Regions from separate parts of the Homo sapiens genome. Here region 2 is linked to region 1. Evidence: read pairs that join two places in POLR2A ChIA-PET (ENCODE). Cell type or tissue: CD4-positive, alpha-beta T cell. All regions are shown on one strand. Each heading gives the region's core, and the rest is flanking DNA. Links, peaks and the distances in the headings are about the cores only. Region 1 overlaps LOC105376626 (a long non-coding RNA gene). Region 2 has its middle 59 kb from the start of MIR1343.

Region 1 (2,927 bases), core at 308-2,807:
TATGTCAATGCTATCTCCAAAGTACATTATGAGCCCATCTATTTCTGTGCATCCCCACCAGCAGACCCGAGTCCAAGCCTCATCATCCATTGCCCAAACTACATCAACAGTGCCTTCCTCTTCACGCCTCGTCCACCCTACAATTTATCTTCATAAGATGTGTATGCTTTTCTTAAGATGTGCATTGGATGTTGTCCCTTTGTTTTTAAGAGTTTTCCAGCTGGATTTGATGTCACTTTCCCATGCTGTCACTAATCCCCAGCCACAACAGAATGGGTCACACTCTTCTGCACTTTGGACCCTTTGCCCATGCCAGAGTTATCCGCTGACCCTCTTCCCATGGCTGTCACCTCTTCAAAAAGGTCCACTGAACCTGAAGTAGATGTCCTCCCTCTATTAAGATTCAACGTATCAAATCCACCCTTTCAAAGTCTTAGACTAGCACCTGGCATACAGTAAGTACTCAATTAATGTCAGCTTTTGTTTTTGTTTTGACCGTCGTTATAGTGAATATTCTAAAAATACATGCCTAGGTGATTAGATAAATGGAGCAGGGAAGAGAAATCACATCAATATCTGGGCCCCCAGGGCTTCTAAGAGAGGCAGCTTAGATATATTTTAAGGAGAAACAGTTTAGGCTTCTAAATCCTCCTTCCTGCCTTAAAAATAAATGTTATTGGTATGATTGTCACATAGACAAGTACTATGTGCATAATGGAGGCATGTTTTACAATAGTAGTATAAGATGTATTTTAAAAAATACAAGAACACTTAAACTATATTTTTAAAAGCAGTGTTCAGACCTGTCTGATTGATTTTCCTAAACAGGTTTTGCCCCAGCTCTTGCAGATCCTCATCAAGTTTTTTCTGACTTAGCAACAAATATCTAAAATAAAGTTTATCTTTTCAATTTCCAGTCTCCTTGCTGACAAAAAAGGAAATGACTTCTGAAGACATGAAAAAAAAAAAACAGGGTGAAGACAAATTGGGTTAGAATAACCCATGACCTAGATCATTAGACTTTGACTAATGAAGAACTGCCTTTTAACAGAGTTAAAATTGACAGCACCATGGCCTCACACCCAACAGGGTTTGAGGCTGGACCCTTCTTTGACAAACGATGCCCTGATTTACGCGCAAAAATACCCATCACAGCATTATTTATAATATTCCCTGTCCAATGCTGGGGACCTAGTTCAATTAGCTATAGAACAGCCATTTGATGAAATATTATAAAGCTATTAAAATAATAGGGGCAAAGAAATTTTAAAACATGGGGAAAGCCTTGATGTTGTAATATTAAATGAATGAAGGAATTCTATGAATGAAACTCATTAAAACATGTCTTCACAGTAGCTGCATTGATTGCACATTTACTATCGTTCAGGCATCTTTTCCAAATGTGATACAGGAGGGCAAGCTTGGAAACAAGACGGGAACCTCTTGATCCATGGCACAATGCTGTCGACCCCTAAGTTCTTCCTCTTTATCTAAACCCAGGTTTGGAAGTACACCAAAATATTAATACTATACATCATTGCAAGCTTTCCTTCTTTGATCCTCTGTATTTTGTAAATGTTCCAACACCTTTTAAAATACACTTTTGTTCTCCTTTAAAGTCTCCCTGAGAGCTTCTAGAAGGCAGCTGCTGTGGGCTCACATCATCCATCCTTCCCCCCGCAAATGTGTAAATAAAGAAACACCTCTGTGCCTTTAAATTATAACAGGCTAAACTTTCCCCTGTAAGTTGATACTCAGACCAGAAGTCTGTGGGTAGGAAGAGTGTTGTGTTTTTTTGTTGCAGCTTCTTTTGGCTGATAAACTAGCACTTAAGTGTTTCCCTTTTCCAAACCCCCAAATGACAAGTATCTTTGTGGTAAAGTGATGGCCCAACTGTCATGGCCATCATAAACGGTGCTGAGGACACTTATTTTTAGTTTACTGTCTAAGGAAGCACTAGGCTTGCTAACCAGAGACCTTGGGGCCCAAACCCCTATGATCCCCAGAACGGAGCTTTTAAAGAGAAAGAAAGGTGAGGCAACCAAAGCTCTTCGGCGGAGCGCAAGCTCCTTTTCTCCAGATGGGCCAGAAAGACAAGGCAGAGATCTTACTTTTGGTGAGAAGACTGTAATCCTCATTTTACATAGTATAATTTTACCAAAGATGCTATGAAACAGAAACATGTTGATTCTATTTAAATAAATGTAAACTCTGGCAGCCTTGGGGAGCCATTACAGCAATGAGGCTGATGACAAGAAACAGAAACACTTCTGCAGACATCTGTTCCTGTGGTCTCCTCAGCAACCTTTTCTCCCATCAGCTAACACAGCTTCATTATTTCACTGAGGAGCTGCTATTCTCTTTGGCATTCACTTTTAAAGCAAGGTGCCTCACCTTCCCTTGGTCAAGTAATTGGCATGTTACCAAGTGCATTAATTCGTTTTCATGCTGCTGATAAAAGCATACCAGAGACTGGGAAGAAAAAGAGGCTTAATTAGACTTACAGTTCCACATGGCTGGGGAGGCCTGAGAATCGTGGCGGAAGGTGAAAGGCACTTCTTACATGGCAGCAGCAAGAGAAAATGAGGAAGAAGCAAAAGTGGAAACCCCTGATAAACCCATCAGATCTCCTGAGACTTATTCACTATCATGAGAATAGCATGGGAAAGATGGGCCCCCATGATTCAATTATCTCCCCCTGGGTCCCTCCTACAACACGTGGGAATTCTGAGAGATATAATTCAAGTTGAGATTTTGGCAGGGACACAGCCAAAGCATATCATTCCACCCCTGGCCCCTCCAAATCTCATGTCCTCACATTTCAAAACCAATCATGCCTTCCCAACAGTCCCCCAAAGTCTTAACTCATTTCAGCATTAACCCAAAAGTCCACAGTCTAAAGTCTCATCTGAGACAAGGCAAGTCCC
Region 2 (2,927 bases), core at 119-2,618, 50 kb after region 1:
GAGGCTGAGGCAGAAGAATCGCTTAAGCTGGAAAACGGAGGTTGCAGTGAGCCGAGATCGTGCCACTGCACTCCAGCCTGGGCAACAGAGGGAGACTCCATCTCAAAAAAAAAAAAAAAAAAAAAAAACTTTATGAAGCTATTACTCTCAATATTTTCCAAAGTTGCAAGGACTCATTTGCGAAATGAGAAAACAAAAACAAACACACAAAAGCCCTGTACCCCACTGAATCTTGAGTTTCCATTTTGTCCAAGTCATAGTCTCCCGTATTCTCAGTTCATAGGAATAATGACTTCCAGCATTCTCCAGTAAAAATGGCTAAAATTGCACATTTTTAAAGGCGGGATTAGCGTTTGCTCTCAAAATAGGTACATCGACAAAAGTGTCCATTCTCATTCTTCTAAAGTTGTATCAAACATTGAAAGTATAAAGAGAATACCTGAAACTCATCATGACATTCTAACTAGTATTTAACAGGTTAAGGCAGAATACTTTCTTATTAATTTACCAATAATAGACAATTTGGTGTCAAAATGAAATGCCCACAAATAACATAAGGTATTTAGTAAGTAATAAAATCTACTTAACTGTGGGAGCTATGCAATTCATGAAGAGCTACATGGTACTAGCAGGTGAGTAAGTTGGCTTCCACACCTCAAACATTCATTTTGAACTAATAAAGAGCATATTAACTTGATTTTTAGCATTAAAAATACTGAATGTTAAAAATAATATTTGATTTTCACTCACTCCTATAGTTTTGCAAGTTAGCTCGAGAGTCCAAAGATGCTTATGATTCTCTGAAAATAAATTTAACAGATGATCCCCTTGAGAACAAAACAATGAGCGTCAAGATATGTAAAGATGCATTTGCACACACAGGACACCTTCAAAAAAAGCAGGGGCCAGGGAAGAGGTAGGAGAGTTGAAGAATTAAAATACATTTTGATTAGACAACGGTAAGTGTCTATTCCTCATCTTTCTTTAGGACGGATGACTTAACAAAGAATATTTTCTTTGCGAATAGTAGGGTGTAAATAAAACTTTCTCTGTACAACTAACATGCCATATGAGTAATTTTCCTTCCAACTAAAAGTTTCTAGGCTTTGTGGGAATTAGTTATTGTTGTGATATGTACACACAGGTATTGAGCCAAGGTCCTGGAAAAATGAACTGATGAATTTATGTATTTGGGTGTTAAATATTTGATTACTGAAATTAGGGAAACCAGACAAAAAGTGGGGTGGGTTATACTCAGTAATGCAAAAAGCTGGTTCAAATGTCACCTAGTCAATGAAGCCATCTTCTCAACTATGCACATGCTTTGATTATAGAATCTGCTGAATTATGTTTGGGCATGTAAATATCACTTACCTATAGTTTAAATTGATTGAGGGTAAAGGCTGTTAGCTATGCACAGCAGATATTCACAACTGTTGAATGCATAATATATTTCAACATTTTACTTTTGCTTTACATTTTAGTAAATGTCTCACCCAGCAAATCAGGTAATTTACTTAAAACAGTGACAGTATTTTCAAAATAATATCTCTAGCTTAGATAGATTTCTACCCACAAAACAGTTCTAATATAGACTGCTATACCTTACTAAGCTATCCTATCATCTGGTATTATTCCCAATTATAAGATTACATTTTATTTCCCAGCCTCAGGTTGGGCTTTGTGCTAGTTATTAATTTACTGTTTCTCAGCTTCAAAATGGTGGACATCCAGTGGTGCTTTGACCCTGCCTTTTGCCCAGAATAGCAGCCCCAGCTTGGCCTTATCAATACCTTTGCATGGTCTTCTCAACAGACACCACATACCCCAGGCCGCAGTGGTACCCTGACCCTCAGCGTGCCAGCTGAGGCTTACGTGTGCCCTGGATGGTTGCTTCCCCTTCACTGGACAACTATGAACAGACCCAACCTGGCGACCCAATGAACTTCTCCACCATAAACTACTGAACCCTAACTGATTAGACCATGACTGATACAGTAATCAATATAGAAGCCTGAGGCCTCAGAAATGAAAACTAAGGTAACCACTTTTGGTCTTAACTGGGACAAGAATCAACCTATTTATTGAAAGTAGCAGCTTCTAGGTCATTTTTTTTTTATACCTAGAGGCACTAAGCCCCATCAGCTTCTATTTTTCTACTTAGAGGTACAAGTGATGACACTTAACATTAGTTACTTCAGGTTAAGAGCTGTCCATAATGAAAAAACAACAACAAAAAATCCCTCAGTACTTTCTGCACACTAGAAAGGCACAAAGAGAGCCACTACAGAGAAAATATGAATTAATTTTAAAAGTGGTTAGGTCGTAAACACATTAGCTTTAATACAGAAGAACAGGAACTCAGGAACTTCAGTTACCATAGGTGGAAAATACTCTTTGCATACAGAACTTTCAGCCGCAGCAGCACAACTTAGAAGGTGTATATTGCAATGCAGTGAGCTTGAGCTTTGGTGCTGCACAGATCTTGGTTCAAATCCCAGTTGTCGTACTTTTGAGCTTTGGCCAATTTACATAATCTCTGAATTTGTATGTGTAATCTCTGAGATTCTATGCGGGAGGTAAATGTTACATCATCCATGATGATTGATAAGTAGCATACACTTCCTGCCTATAACTGAAGAAATTAAAAAAGATAAGCAACCAGTACAGTGATTAATTTTCCCCCTTGCTTCCTCATTTTATAGGTAAGAATACTGAGGCACAGAAATAAGGTTTTGCCAAGAGCGCAGTAACTTCTAAAGCTGAAACTAGCCTTAAAAGTCTTGATTTTAAGAGTATGCAAACTTGGGAAACAAAGTTACATACAATCACCAGTAGTTCCACTGGGAAGAATAACTTAAGTTATGGTATTAAGTACCATCTTATAAGTTCCTGATATACCATTCCCCATCAGACTGATGAGCTAC

What was found. ChIA-PET counts read pairs that join two places held together with the same protein. Peaks named below come from ENCODE experiments on the same cell type or tissue, not always from the same donor. Only the 100,000 strongest peaks of a DNase experiment are listed, where the experiment ranks them.
Region 2: POLR2A ChIA-PET joins it to region 1 with 5 read pairs; 13 of 35 experiments call an interaction of 5 or more read pairs at or near these places.

Annotation. Positions count from the first base shown.
Region 1 is chr11:35,049,703-35,052,629 of GRCh38, reverse strand. All of the region lies in intron 2 of LOC105376626 (a long non-coding RNA gene), which reads left to right. Among named protein-coding and RNA genes, the nearest start is that of CD44-DT, 87 kb to the left of the region's middle. In CD4-positive, alpha-beta T cell, for the core only: no CTCF peak of the experiment used is centred there; no DNase peak of the experiment used is centred there; H3K4me3 peaks cover 594 bases; H3K27ac peaks cover 556 bases.
Region 2 is chr11:34,999,282-35,002,208 of GRCh38, reverse strand. No RefSeq gene overlaps it. Among named protein-coding and RNA genes, the nearest start is that of MIR1343, 59 kb to the right of the region's middle. In CD4-positive, alpha-beta T cell, for the core only: no CTCF peak of the experiment used is centred there; no DNase peak of the experiment used is centred there.